Regions from separate parts of the Homo sapiens genome. Here region 1 is linked to region 2. A link is a contact called in ENCODE Hi-C or POLR2A ChIA-PET data. All regions are on one chromosome and are shown on one strand. Each heading gives the region's core, a stretch centred on a gene start or an enhancer-like site at or near the end of the contact. The rest is flanking DNA. Distances are from core to core; before and after follow the strand shown. Region 1 holds the start of PMFBP1 (polyamine modulated factor 1 binding protein 1). Region 2 overlaps PMFBP1 (polyamine modulated factor 1 binding protein 1).

Region 1 (6,688 bases), core at 3,766-6,265, 47 kb after region 2:
AGTTTAAAGGACCCCTGCACAAGGCCGAGGGGGGCCGGAGGACAACGGTGAGAATTGGACATTGCAATGTCAGAGTATTCAGAATTCAGAAGGTTTCCCAGAACTGCTGCTGTCTCCGCTGATTTATTTCTTCATTTCCATTTAGTACCTGGACTTTTTTTTTTAACCACTTTACAGTTTAATTAGGTTAACGGCATGGCTCTGTCATTAAAAGGATTTCATTATCTCAAAACTCTCCCTCCTCCTCTCTTGCTCCTATCTTTTGTTCCTCACTTCCAGAAAAATAACAGTGGATGTCAACTGCCCCAAGCATGTAATTACCATTAAGACAATTAATGGGGACTCTCTTAAGACAATATGTGTAGAGTGGCCTTAAAAGATGGTGTACAGACACTGTTTTCTAACTTGGAAACAAAATCCTTAACTCGATGAAGAGTGGTAGTTTGATTCTGGTGCTTTGGATCCCTTTCCTGTGGTCACCACACTGGGAATAGGGTATGGAGCCTCTCCAGGAAGTGGGACCCTAAGGAGCCTCTCCACTCTGGCCACAGGACTGTCTTTCTTTGGCATCTATGAGCAGGTTAGGTGACAACAAGATGCCTGCTCCACAGGAGAGCCAAATACCCTATACTCTTGCCTTGGTGCTGAATATACGTGTCTTAAGGCAGGGACCCTGACACCAGATTGTTCCCCATGGAGACCAGCACACTGAGGGCTCACTAACAAAATGCCAACGATACACACTTGAGTCTCTCTAAATTAAAAGTTAAGTGCTCTCTCTCAGGACAATAAAAATATCCTTTCTCCCTCCAGTTTTGGATGTCCTCTGAGTAGAAGGCCTGACAGCCCAATTCTTTTGCACCACCAGAAGTTCAGAATTGGATCTTCAATACAGATGATCTCATCTAATTTGTACATTTAGCATCGGCTCAGAGTCTCTGAGAAAATGTCTTCATTCATGAAACAAGGTTTGGAATAAATCATCTTTCTTTGAATATTCCTTAAACCAGTTGAATAACAAATATGTTTTGATGGATGTCAAGTGAAATTTACTTTTGAAAAGAAAACCATTCACTCCTGAAGACCAAATTATAAAGAGGTTTTGATGCATCAGAAAAGGAGTAAAAATGCTGGGAGAGTGATCAGGTGATTTCGAGAATGATGTTCGATTTTTAATTATAGGGAGTTATTAGAAAAGGCTGTGTTCACCTCAGAACCCCAGAAAAGCCAATGTTTCTGGGGTCTCAGTGAACCTAATTTCTTGCTGGTATCTCGCACAGATATTAGCTGTAAACTATTTATAATCCTATCTACTTTATGAAGGCTAAATTCCAGGCAGATGCCTTTTGAGTATCAACATGCAATAGGGATAGATTTAATCTGACATTTCATCAATCATAGCTCTGTAACCATTACTGGGGCATGAGATGAACTGAGAGTCATAATGTTGACCCTCAGGCACCATCTGATCTTGTCCTGGATCTGAAGTCATTAACAATGGCTGAAATCATAAGTCTCCACTGCTAGGTGAGTTTTCATTTACATAAGTCATGTACTTAGATACCCGGTTTCTCTTATATAAGGCTGGAACCTGGTCACTCTGCTTTGAAACATATGACAGCAGCAGCAGCTATTAACCCACAGGCAAAATGATGAGTGCTGATACTGCAGTTGCTACCATATTCATGATAACTATTAGAAAATAGGTTATTTACTGAAGCAAATTTTCTGTATTGATTAAATGGGTCTTTTGTCAAAAAGCATGGTATCTCAAACATATATTTCAAAATAGGAGAAGACATTTTGCTTTAGGTTTCCAAGTATTAACAGTCTCAAGCTTCTTCTTGGGGGAAGCTAATGTTAAATTGAAGCTCGTGATTCAGTAGCATTTTCAGAGCCCAAGAGCATTGCAAAGATTCAAAATGGCAGCATTCCCAGGGATGTGGCATTTCAACATGAAAATCGGAGTAATTTTGGATTCAACCAATAACACCATAAAGGTCATCATCTTTGGGATATTATCTTATTTGTCTGAGGATGAGGACAAATCTTCAATAATCAATGGGAAACCACTTTTAACCACCACTAATATCACAACCATTCAATTTATGGTAAGAGTTATGCCTTAAGAATCATGAAACCTTAAAAACTAATATTGATTCAGGAATTCTTACATTTCACTTGTGTAATAGTAGAGTTTACAGTTATCTACAGTAATTTTAAACACTATTATTGATATTACTGACTTGATTCCCAAGTTGACTTTTCCATTTATAGAAATATTACAGTTTTTGCATTACTTATGAATGAAATTAATGGGTACTTATACAAGGTTTTGCCTGTGAACAAAAATTTAGAACCAATTATGTTCATATACTGAGGAGTGACTATATTTTATGGTGTTCTAAATTCTTTTAAAATTGGTGTATACTTATGTAACAAACCTGCACATTCTGCACATGTATCCCAGAACTTAAAGTATAATAAAAAAGATTTAAAAAATAAAGAAAACATTATGAAATGTAAGAAAGATAAACACACACACACACACACACACAGATTAACAAATTAAAAAAGATATCTGAGAGATCCCCTTATCAGCTGTGTATTCAAGCACAAGTTATTTAACTTCTGTGCCTACATTTCCCCATGTATAATATAGAGATAATTATGGCTTTCTTAAGGTTGTTGCAAGGATTAAATGCATTGGTAAATACAATGTACTTAGAACACTGTCTGACACATATCATGGAAGGCTAGATTAGTGTTTGCCATAAAAACAAAATTGGCACACCCTGTAAGTATACAGACTAGGATACATATGACATATGTTGGAGATCAGCCACCTATGGAACGTGGGCTGATTTTTATTGGCACCTGGGCAATTTTCACAGACTTTTTTCACTATCATATCATTTGAGAAATTATTCTACTAAGAAGGTAAGCTCCATGAGAGTAGAGATCTTTGTCTATTTTGTTCACTGCTTTATTCCCAGCTCCTAGAACAATGAACGCCTGGCATATTGAAGGTGCTCCAAAGATATAAATTAAATGAAGAAAGAGCCTTCTAGAAAATCCATACGAGATCCTTGTTCCCCACAGAACTGGTATGAAGTTCTGTATGGCTCCAGTAATGCAGCAGGAAAGGAGTGGACTGCCTGTTTCAGAATCTGCTCACCTCTTGGTAGGAGGTCTGTTAAAAAGCATATGGTACATGGGACAATCCTTTACTCATCAAAAAAGTCCCCTTAAATCCTTTCTGGAACAAGGTAGGGCATACATAAACATAGTTTGCTGCTGTTGTTGTTGTTTGAGACAGGGTCTTTGTCGCCCCGGCTGGAATGCACTGGTGTGATCATGGCTCACTGCAGCTTCAACCTCCCAGGCTCAAGTGATCCACTTGCCTCAGCCTCCTGAGTGGCTGGGACCAAAAGAGCGTGCCACCACACCTGGCTAATTTTTTTTATTTTTTGTAGAGACAGGGGTCTTACCATGTTGCCCAGGCTGGTCTTAAACTCTTGGGCTCAAGTGATCCTCCTGCCTCGGCCTCCCAAAGTGCTGGGATTACAGGTTTGAGTCACTGCGCCTGGCCCCATAAACACAGTTTGACCAAAATATTAAACTAATCAGACACTCCATTTTCATATCATTCCAGATAAAGAGAGAATGTTAGCAACAATAGTTAATATCGATTAAGTGCTTTCTACATGCACTACCTTTGCTAATCCTCATACCAAGTCTTTGGAATAGGTGATCATCATTCATATTTTCTAGATAAGGCAAAGGAAACTTAGAGTAGGTGATCACAATTCATATTTTCTAGATAAGGCAAAGGAAACTTAAAAGTAGGAAACAAACTCAGTATCATACTGCTGGTAGATATGGACCCAGACCCACCCAGCTCGAGTCTGGGCTCTTAAACACGATGCTCTGCTGCCCACCTCTGTCCATGATATTTTGTGATGCTTATTACTGGAATTTTGAATCATAAAACATGAAAAAAGTCCCTTGTAATGAATATTCAACTCCATGCATGTAGAGGAGTTAGGAGCCTTACCTCATCTTTCATTTCCTTGGCAGCTCTCAATTCTCCTTTAACCTTTAGTATTTTCTGAGCTTTGTTATAAACCTGAAAAAGTCCAAGTATTTAAGATGGAAAAAGTATAAATGAGCCTCTGCCCTTTAAAGATTTTCCCAGCTGGATCTATGCCCTCAGCAAGAGGTTTGGAAAATTTTCCTGAACTGTTAGCAATACCCACTTGCTTACCCATCTGTTTGTGTTTTTAAAAGGGTGTTAAAACCTCCAGATGGCAGGACCATGGTTTTACATCTTTTCCAGAAAACCACTACTTGGTGAACCAAACAGTTTCTGAATTTACCCTTCTTGGAAAGCAAAAAGTCTGAATCGAGTTTACTTTTTAGATTTCTATGTACTCTATGGCTCAGATATAGCTAATATTATGTACTTATTATGAACCAGACATGATGTGCATGACCTAACTTCATTCTCACATGAACCCTGGGAGGCAGGGACTACTACTATCCTCATTTAAAGATAAGGAAACTGAGGCCCAGAGAGGCTAAGTGACTTACCCAGGGTCACAGAGGCTCTCTTACTACTCTATGAGGAGCTTCCATTAATTTTGTAACTATTCATATGAAATATCTGATGATATGGTGTTTTTGAAGCATCAGCTTGCCATAATGTTGATGCTCATAAAGTTAGGAAACATGTGAAGTGCTGAGACTTATCTAGCTAGAAAGCCTCCCAGGAAACCAAAGATCTTTGCACATGTATGTGCATGTAAGTACAGGATGATGCATTTGAGGTCATAATGCACTGAGCTTATTAAAATCATCTCATTCATTCTGTTTTTAACCCTAAGAATAGAGGAATTTCCACCAGGAACTTACCTGCAGAATAGTTCAAGGAATGAGAAGCTATCAAAATACTCATCCTTTGTAACAAACCACATCCCCTATCCCTAATATAAGCCAAGAGGAAGAAAGAATGTTGGTGATATGTGGAATCTGGAATGTTTTATGGAGCTGAATTCTGATTTCCTGCATTGAGTACCCTCTGAAGTCTTCATGCACAGAGGTGCATCATGGAAATGGAGGTGTGGCTCAGGCTCACCTGGTGGGGACAGGCTAGGTGATGGTGTAGTAACAAACAACCCCCAAGTCTCAGTGGCTTACGACCGTGAAGGTTTATTTTTTACTCATGCTACATGTCCTTTATGAGTCAGCTGGGGCTCTGCTCCACATTGTCCTCAATATCCTCGTAGTCCTCAGCTGGTGAACTTCTATTATCTAGTATGTTGCCTGTTGCCATGGTAGCAGAAAGGGAACTTGGTGAATCACCTACTGGTTCTTAAAGCGGAAGTGAAACACTTTGCTTCTGCTCACATTTCATTAGCCAAAACAAGTCACATGGCCATGCCTAACTTCTTCCTTTACCTCCTCAAAGAAATATAGGCATATGTCAGAGAGATTGCGGGTTTGGTTTCTGACCACCAAAATAAAGCGAATATCACAATGAGACAAGTCACACAAATTTCTTGGTTTCTCAGTGCATAGAAAACCTATGATTACACTATACTGTGGTCTACTAAGCGTGCAATAGTATTATGTCTAAGAAAACAAGGTGCATAACTTAATTAAAAATACTTTGTTGCTAAAAAAATGCTGATGTGGACATAAGGGAGCACATGCTGTTGGAAAAATGGCGCCAATAGACTTGCTTGATGCAGGATTGCTACAAACCTTCAATTTGTTAAAAATGCAATATCTGTGAAGCACAGTAAAGTGAAGAGCAGTAACACGAGGTATGCCTGTACTGGCGAACTCACAAATGACTTCCACACTAGTCAAGCAAGATTAAAAATAGCGTGGCATAAAAGAACACTAAACAGGATTCTAGGCCACCAAGCTTCTAAACCTGGTTCAGCACCTCACTGGAGGAGTGGCCTTTGCAAAGGCCTTCATATCTCTGAGGCTTCATTTCTGCTTCTGTAAGCTAGGAAGCTATAATAAATGGCCTTTAGAAGTCTTTCCTAGCTTTAAAGTTCACTGATTCAGTGCTCTACCACGATGGACACCTTTCTTTAGGAGGAACTATGAACTCACCCAAGTATCATACAAAAAGTTGTAATGGAACAAATGTATCCTTGAGAATCATACTTCTTTGCAGGCAAGCCCACTGGATAGTCAGGAGATGATTCTGAAATCAAATGAAATCTTGTCCAAAAGACAGAGAAATGATTTTCTAGATTGTGATGGTTTCATCCGCTATGGAGTTACACAGCTGTAGTTGCAAGAGCCAAGAGCATTTCGAAGGAAAAGTAGAAGGCATAGGTTCTAACATTTGCATGAAAATATATTGAAATTTACTAAGTAAGGTAAGTAGGAAGAAAAAAAGAGAGCTGGAGTTTGTTCCATGAAGGAGATGTCAGAATCTTCAGTCATTAACAATAGCAGCAGGCAGTTTGGAAGGGCTTATGATGAAAAAACTGGAAGTGTTATATGATAAGTTTTTGATACATTTGACAGTAATGTTTGCCAGATGGATAGGGAAGAGTGTTTTGGGGGAGCCCCACAGGCTTTACGAAATGCCATGTGAACCTTCACAGTGCTGTCTGACTGAGGAGTATGGCTGGACAGATATTTTGTGGAGGAAGGGCTCATC
Region 2 (6,693 bases), core at 970-3,469:
GGGAATGAGTTCAAGGGGGCCAGGCAGTGAAGCTGGATCCTGGGATGGGAGGAGGATATCTGAGCCAATGTCCCCCTTCCTTCTTGCTGCCGAGCAAAGCACCCCTTCCTTCCTGCCATCGCTGTTTCCAGCTCAGCAGAGGGCTTTCCAGGCCTGCCTGAAGGGTTGAGCCCTCCTCTCCATCTTATTTCCATCCCTTGGGTGTGGGCTGAGACTGGATCTGTTTTCCAGGAGTGCAGGGGTGTGTGTGACTAATCTTTGGCACGCATGTGGCTCCTCGGCTCAGTCCAGGCCTCGGACCCTGCCTCCCTTTTTCCTCCCATACTCACTTCTGCTGTTTTGCCCATTGCTCCAAGTTGGTCATAATCTGATCATTCCCTCGGTAGAGCCTACAGGTGTCTTTGGGCACAGACCACTGGGGCAGGCAGCAGGGCTTGGGTACAAGAAGAAAACGAGACAGTCAGAGGTGGGAGCACAGGCCTGTCAGCCCTCCTTCCGAGTCAGGCCTCTTCTATCTCCCTGGGAAAAGAAAACTTGACTCTGCTGTCCAACCCGAGGCCAGAGTTGTGGAGTTGCCACCAGACCTCCCCCTCTGGCTTGTGCGGGTGGCATCTCACACAAAGGTGACATCTCTGAGAAGGCACCATTTATGGCAGAGACACGTAGATTTGTACACTTATAATCACGGTTTTCAGTGTGAAGGCATTAAAGTGACTCCTAAAAAAGAAGTATGCTAAGCCAATTTTCCAACAGATGGAAGAAAAACATCTGGAGGAAGAGGAAGAGATGCCTTCTTTTTCTCTCTTCTTTTTTTTGACACTCTTGCTCTGTCATTCAGGCTGGAGTGCAGTGGCATGATCACGGCTCATGGCAGCTTAACCTCCCCCCCGGCTCAAGCTATCCTCCCACTTAGCCTGCCGAGTAGCTGGGACCACAAGCATAGGCCACCATGCTCAGCTAACATTTAAACTTATTGTAGAGATGAGGTCTTGCTATGTTGCCCAGGCTGGTCTCAAACTCCTGGACTCAAGCAGTCCTCCTGCCTTGGCCTCCCAAAGTGTAGGGACTGCAGGCATGAGCCACTGTGCCCGGCCTAAGATGCCTTCTTTGTAATTCGAGCAAAGGCCCAGTGGCCACCTGAGCTGTCCTGCGGCCTCCTGCCATGAACTTCACTGCTCAGGGAGGTGGGCCTGGGACAAGCCCAGAAGGTCACTTAGTCCATTCTACTGTAGGGTCCAGGGCTGCCAAAAGTGTCAGGATGTACTCTGGAAGGGGACCCAGTGGACTAGGTCAGGGGTAGCTGGTGTACCTGACAGTCTCTTCTCTAGAATGGGGCCTTCGCTCTGCTCAGTATCTATCAACAAAGCCACAAGAACACAGGTGGGTTGAACCAGCAGCTGTGGCTCTTGCTTTGTGCTAAATGGAGGGGGTGACCTTTCCTTTGCTCCCAGGCTCTCCCACCCCCACCAAGGGCTGTCTGGCATTTGGGTGGTCATAGGATGTGCCTGGAGGCACTGAGAGGAGGCACGCAGAAGCCAAGGCATGCCCACCTCCTTATCGTCCTCAAGGAGGTTCTCTTTTAAGGCGGCCATCTCCTCCTGGAACTCCCTGAGCTGCTCCTCTTTGGCTGCCAGCATCTTGAGGTCATTCTGGTGTTGCTTCTGCCACTGCAGCACCTGGCAGCTCATCTCCTCTAGCTTCTTGTCAAAGGCGTGCACCTACTCAGGAGAGCAAAGTGAGGAGGGGGACTCCAGCTGGCCTCCCTGACCGCAGGACCCACAAGGCCAGAGGGTGCTTCCTGGGCCTTGGGATACGTGTTGGGGGTATTTTCTTCTCAGTGGCCAGCAGAGGGCACCCATGCTCCGATCTTTGCTGCCTCTGTCTGAAGTTCAGGGAGCCAAGAAAGTGGAGGGAACCTAGCAGCCCAAGGGAATGACTTAGTGCTAAATAATTCTGGATGCAAGAGGTGACCTTGTGGACCCCTACCAGGAAGGCAGCCCAAGCCCCTGGCAGCTCCTCACCTCCAGCTCACTCTCCTGGTGGAAGCCCCGCAGTTTTCTTAATTCCGTATTGAGCTTTTTCATCCTTTCCTCATAAGCAATGATTTCCTCTTCCAGCTGAGCTTTCTTCTCTTGGGTCTGTGTCAAGCTTTGCTGCAGGCTCTTTGTCTCTGAGGTCACGTGATTGAGCTTCCGGAAAAGACAAAGAGGACGAATGGCTGTCAGAGACTTTGACCCTCTCTGCTGAGTCCTGAATGGAGGAGGGTTCCAGTCCCTTCCTGTCCTCTGCCCAGGGTGACACGGACGGTCACCTTGCCTAGTCTCCCAGAGAGGGGTGGGAAATGACAGTGGTTGGTTTTCTGCACCCTGCTTTCTCCTTCCTACCCACTCCCTCCATTTCTTCTCTTTCCAATCCCATGAATTGATGGGCCAGCCATGATCAGCACAGGATGGGGCATGAATTTCCCTGACAATCCAGACTTTGGGAAAACCTTGCCCCCGAGTCACCCATGGGCAGAAAGGCTTGCTAGATTTGGTTTTGATCTTTGTCCTCTTCCTCCGCCCTCCACCCAACTCCAAGCCTCACAAAGAGGAAGCAGGCCTTCTCTGCACAGACATCCCAGCCCACACAAGGGTTTGAGATGGCCCCATTGACAGTCAATAGGCAGGAAATTGGCTCCTGTGCTTCTCCCGCTACCTTGACGTTTCCTTGCCTGAAAACAGCCCTGGAGACTAGAGGGTGTGGCCTCACCTTCTCGAGGGCTTGTGTCAGGTCATCCTGGCAGGCGGCTGACTTCCGGGATAATGCATCATAGGCTTCTTTGGTGATGGTAGTCTGGAGATAGTGCTTCTCCTTCTGCAGAGCTTTGTCCAGCTGGGCCTGCAGGCTCATTAAGGACTCCTTCTGAAGGGCTATCTTTAAGGAGGGAGAGCAGAACTGTCAGGGTGCCAGGTCAGGGTCATAGAGGCATTCTCTGTGCCTATAGGAAATGAACAAGAGCCAAGCTCTCTCCTGTCTGCAGCAACCTGCAGAGTCCGTGTTAACACTCACATCTTCACTTCACCACTGTAAAAGGTAGAGCTGTCTTTCCAGGCTCTTTTGCACCCCTCAGCCACATCTCTCTTTCTAGTTAGCATTTCCCTCAAACAGCAGGAGTACCAGCGGTGCTGGGGCATGATATGCCAAGTACACAAAAAAGTCCCTTTCACATACTCTGCAGCCTTTGATAAAGACCTGGAATCCGATTTGAGGTTAGTGGACATGATAACAACATGTCCTTTGTGTTTTATGCCTCACTTAGTTCCTGATGTAATTCACTAGACTTGATGTGCCAGAAAGCAGGACTGTGCCTGTGTTTTGTTTCCTGCTGTTTCCCCATTGCTGTAACTCAGGGCATGGCACATGACAGAGTTTCAGGAAATGCTCAAAAATGGTCTTTGTTCTGTCACGTGAAATATTGCATTTTTGGAGTTAGGGATCAATTGATCAACATGTTAGGGAACATGTAGTTCTGGTAGAAGTGTGTTTAAAAACTGAAGTCTGTTTTCAACATCGTAATGAGTATTCATGGTATAGTTAAAAGGAAGTTGGGATCTGGAGTCAGAAAAATCTGGGTTGAGGTCCAGGTTCTATCATTTACTTATTTCTCTAGCCTCAGTTTCTGCTTCCACAAATTGAAATCATTTTAACTGTTTCGTGGAGTTTTTATGATGATCAAATGAGGTGATATGTGTAAAAAGGGCTTTGTTTTACTATACGACTATGAGTTACTGTCACAGACACACACAGAAACTAGCCTTCTTATATACTTTAAGTACAGGACAGAGATCTGCTTCTGAGTCTGGAAGCCAGAGGGAGACCTCAGAAATTCATATGCCTGACTTGTATTCTTTGGTATTCTAGCACACCTGCATCTGAAAGTGGCCATGCACACAGAAACACATTCTTTTGGGTTTTCTTGTTTTATCTCCAGTAACTGATCAGTGCTTCAAGTTTATTACTTTTTCAGATACAATTTTGAGTACCTCTGGCCCTGGGAATTAGTGAGATGAAAAGTGGTAAATTGGACTTCTGACACCATATTTTACATGCCCTGGTGGTGAAACTATTCCTAAAGATGAAATAATTTGGTCTTCTGAAAACAGAAGTGCATCTTTTCTGGGGACTTCTGAAAAACATGGAGTCAGCAGGGTCTGCCCAGTAAACCAGAGGAATCACTGGAGAAACTATAATTCACTGTCAATGCTTGATAAATGATGGCTGAACTGAGAAATGTCAGTATAGAGGTAAGACACTAAAACTGAGGATGGTGAAAAAAAATTACAGTGAAGCTAGAAGCTAAAATGGAAGCTTTAAAAATTTTTGCTAACATGAGTGGTTTAGCTTGGAGAAAGATTCTAAAAATCTACATATAGAAGTATGTAAATTATAGAACCAAGAAGTTCTAGTAAAAGTTCTAATAAAAGACCTACTCTCTCTGCTGTCAATGGTATTAGGTCTAGATGGTTTTATAGGTGAATTTCATGAAGTCATCATTGATTCCTCACTTTCTCTCACATTCATTCCATCAGCTCAGACATACAACTTTTCCATCATCACAGAAAGGCAGCAAGTTCTACTGGGCAGTGCTATTTTTATACTTAGAAAAGTCATACTACTTTAAGATTTATTTTTATATTATGAGGGAATAAGGGCTGCTTGGCCTTTCATTTGTAGCCCAAGAGACCAACTACCAAGGTGTTATATTTTTCTCTTGCCCAGAAAGATGGAATGGATTTAGCTGGAGAAAGTATGGCTGCTTATGATGAGGGAGAAAGGGAACAGGTGTTAGAGCTGGATAATTCAGGTTCAAATAGTGGTTGATTCCATCACTTGCTGGTCAGTGACTTTGGCCCTCCATCTTTCTTTCCTCTATCATGTCTTTCTTTTTGGCAGTAAAGCAGATGGAAGCCATGTAAAGAGCTTAAGTGGACGACAAATAAATGACGACTGAATTCAAGCACAGTGCTTAGCATATGTCAGATGCTATTTACTCCTTTCTGTCATTTTTACTTGTGTAATGAAAAATAACTGTCCCCCCTTTCATCTCCTTTTTGTGCTTTGTGACAAGTTTTGGAAGTGTTCCCTAGCAAATTGCCCCCCAAAATGGATTCACTCAACTCTGGTCTAAAATGTAACATTGGAAGACTTGATGCCAAAGCCCAAATAGCTTGGGGCTCCACCAGATATGAGATGAGACCTTCCACATATGGAAGAAACATTTCTCTGGCTCAGCAACCAGGTGCCAATGGGGAGGGAAGTAGAGCTGTAGGTGGCCCAGGATCCGCAGTTGGCTGAGCAGTTAGCTGCATTTCTGTGTGGAGGAGAGGTGGGTACAGATTTCAGGTCAAGGGTCACAGGGTTCAAATTCCTCACTCCCTTGGGGTTCCTGTCTACTCACCTCTTTATTCAAGTCTTGGATGACTTGCTGGCTGGTGTTGTATTTGTTGAGAGAGGATTCCAGTTGTGTAGAACAACACTGTAGCTCTGCTCGGAGATTCTCATTTTCTTCCTCCAACTTTCTGGAATTCTCTTTCAACTGTTCCCTCATTAAAGAACAAAGCACAGCAAAGAGGTGTTAATCTCAGATAACTATAAAAGCCCCACTCCACCCTCCCTCTCACCCAGCTCTATCTCCACCCTGCGGGAGCTCAGGCATTCTCGCTCCCCTCCTCGCTGGCCTTTCCCACTGTCCCTCCCGTCTTTCCTAAGCTCTGAGCATCCAGGGCCTCCGCATCCCTGGAGGCCCAGGTGGGGTCATGTCCCGCTCTGGATTCCTGACCCAGCTCTCCTGGGATTCTCCCACTCACCGTCTTGTCTTTCTTTTTAAATTCCTGCCGCAAAGCTTCAAGTTCTCCCTCCATCAGCTTCTCATGCTCTTTGCTCTTCTTCAACTGCTCCCGTTTGTCCTCCAGAAGCTTTGTGGCCTCCTGAAGATCTTCTTCTAACTTGCATTTGATGGAGCCTTGCTCCCTGTGCTGAAAAAATAAAGACTGAGCTGAAAGACTGTCTTAGACTATATTATATTTGGGGGAAAAATACAGACAATTGCACACAGGGCATGGCTGAGATGAAGAAGAAGACAATTCCTTAGTTATATAGCATATGTAAAATAAAAGGTTTCCTCCAACGCCTGTAACATTTTTTCTTTGTTCAGTCAGATATACCAATTTATTTTATTTATTGATCTAATTCCTAAGCACCAGCTTTCTCTCCCACTTTCTTACCAATTCTTCCCAAAGATTAGGAAGATTCCAAATCTTTATCAAAAACCTTTTTGAATGAAGTTTAAAAAATCTTAGAAGAGAACAAAAAGAGTAACTCAGAGATCAAAGACTTTAAATTGACTGACAATTATCTCCTACTGCTGGGCACTATTTAAAAAATAAATAAATTGATAAGAATAGCTTTTGAATCCTAGAAAGAACAACATTGTCATTTGATTAATTTTAAGGTTAACCATTGAAAATGCTTCTTACTGGTAATGGGAGCTGGTGCTGAGTGGCTGGCTTAGCATACTAACACAATTCTGGTCAATTAATTTGCATGGATTGGTGGTGATATCTTTCCCAAATAATGACTGATATGTTTAATCTTTTTCTTTTTTTTGAGACAGGGTCTCACTCTGTCACCTAGGCTGTACTGCAGTGGTGC

The links. Hi-C counts contacts between places; a loop is a spot of excess contacts on that map. ChIA-PET counts read pairs that join two places held with the same protein, here RNA polymerase II (POLR2A). Pooled maps may share reads with other maps.
Region 1: a pooled map shows a loop between it and region 2 (4-fold over the local background). The contact joins the promoter of PMFBP1 here to the enhancer-like site in region 2. A Hi-C loop is called at or near these places in 3 of 168 maps with a recorded cell type or tissue (G401, heart right ventricle and posterior cingulate gyrus) and 6 of 50 pooled maps. POLR2A ChIA-PET finds 5 or more read pairs at or near these places in 4 of 52 experiments (A673, B cell, BJ and 1 more).

Annotation. Positions count from the first base shown.
Region 1 is chr16:72,167,140-72,173,827 of GRCh38, forward strand. It overlaps PMFBP1 (polyamine modulated factor 1 binding protein 1), which reads right to left and starts at 5,016. Exons shown (of 21, transcript NM_031293.3): 1 at 4,915-5,016; 2 at 4,058-4,129. The coding sequence starts at 4,069.
Region 2 is chr16:72,123,217-72,129,909 of GRCh38, forward strand. PMFBP1 (polyamine modulated factor 1 binding protein 1) reads right to left here. Exons shown (of 21, transcript NM_031293.3): 13 at 5,850-6,017; 14 at 5,441-5,578; 15 at 2,752-2,916; 16 at 2,022-2,189; 17 at 1,551-1,718; 18 at 330-433. Among named protein-coding and RNA genes, the nearest start is that of DHX38, 33 kb to the left of the region's middle. RefSeq lists enhancers at 1,616-1,725, 1,736-1,795, 2,340-2,841, 5,178-5,978. Within about 2 kb of position 2,220, at least 6 of the 41 ENCODE cell types and tissues checked have a DNase peak (open chromatin) inside an H3K27ac peak, as active enhancers do.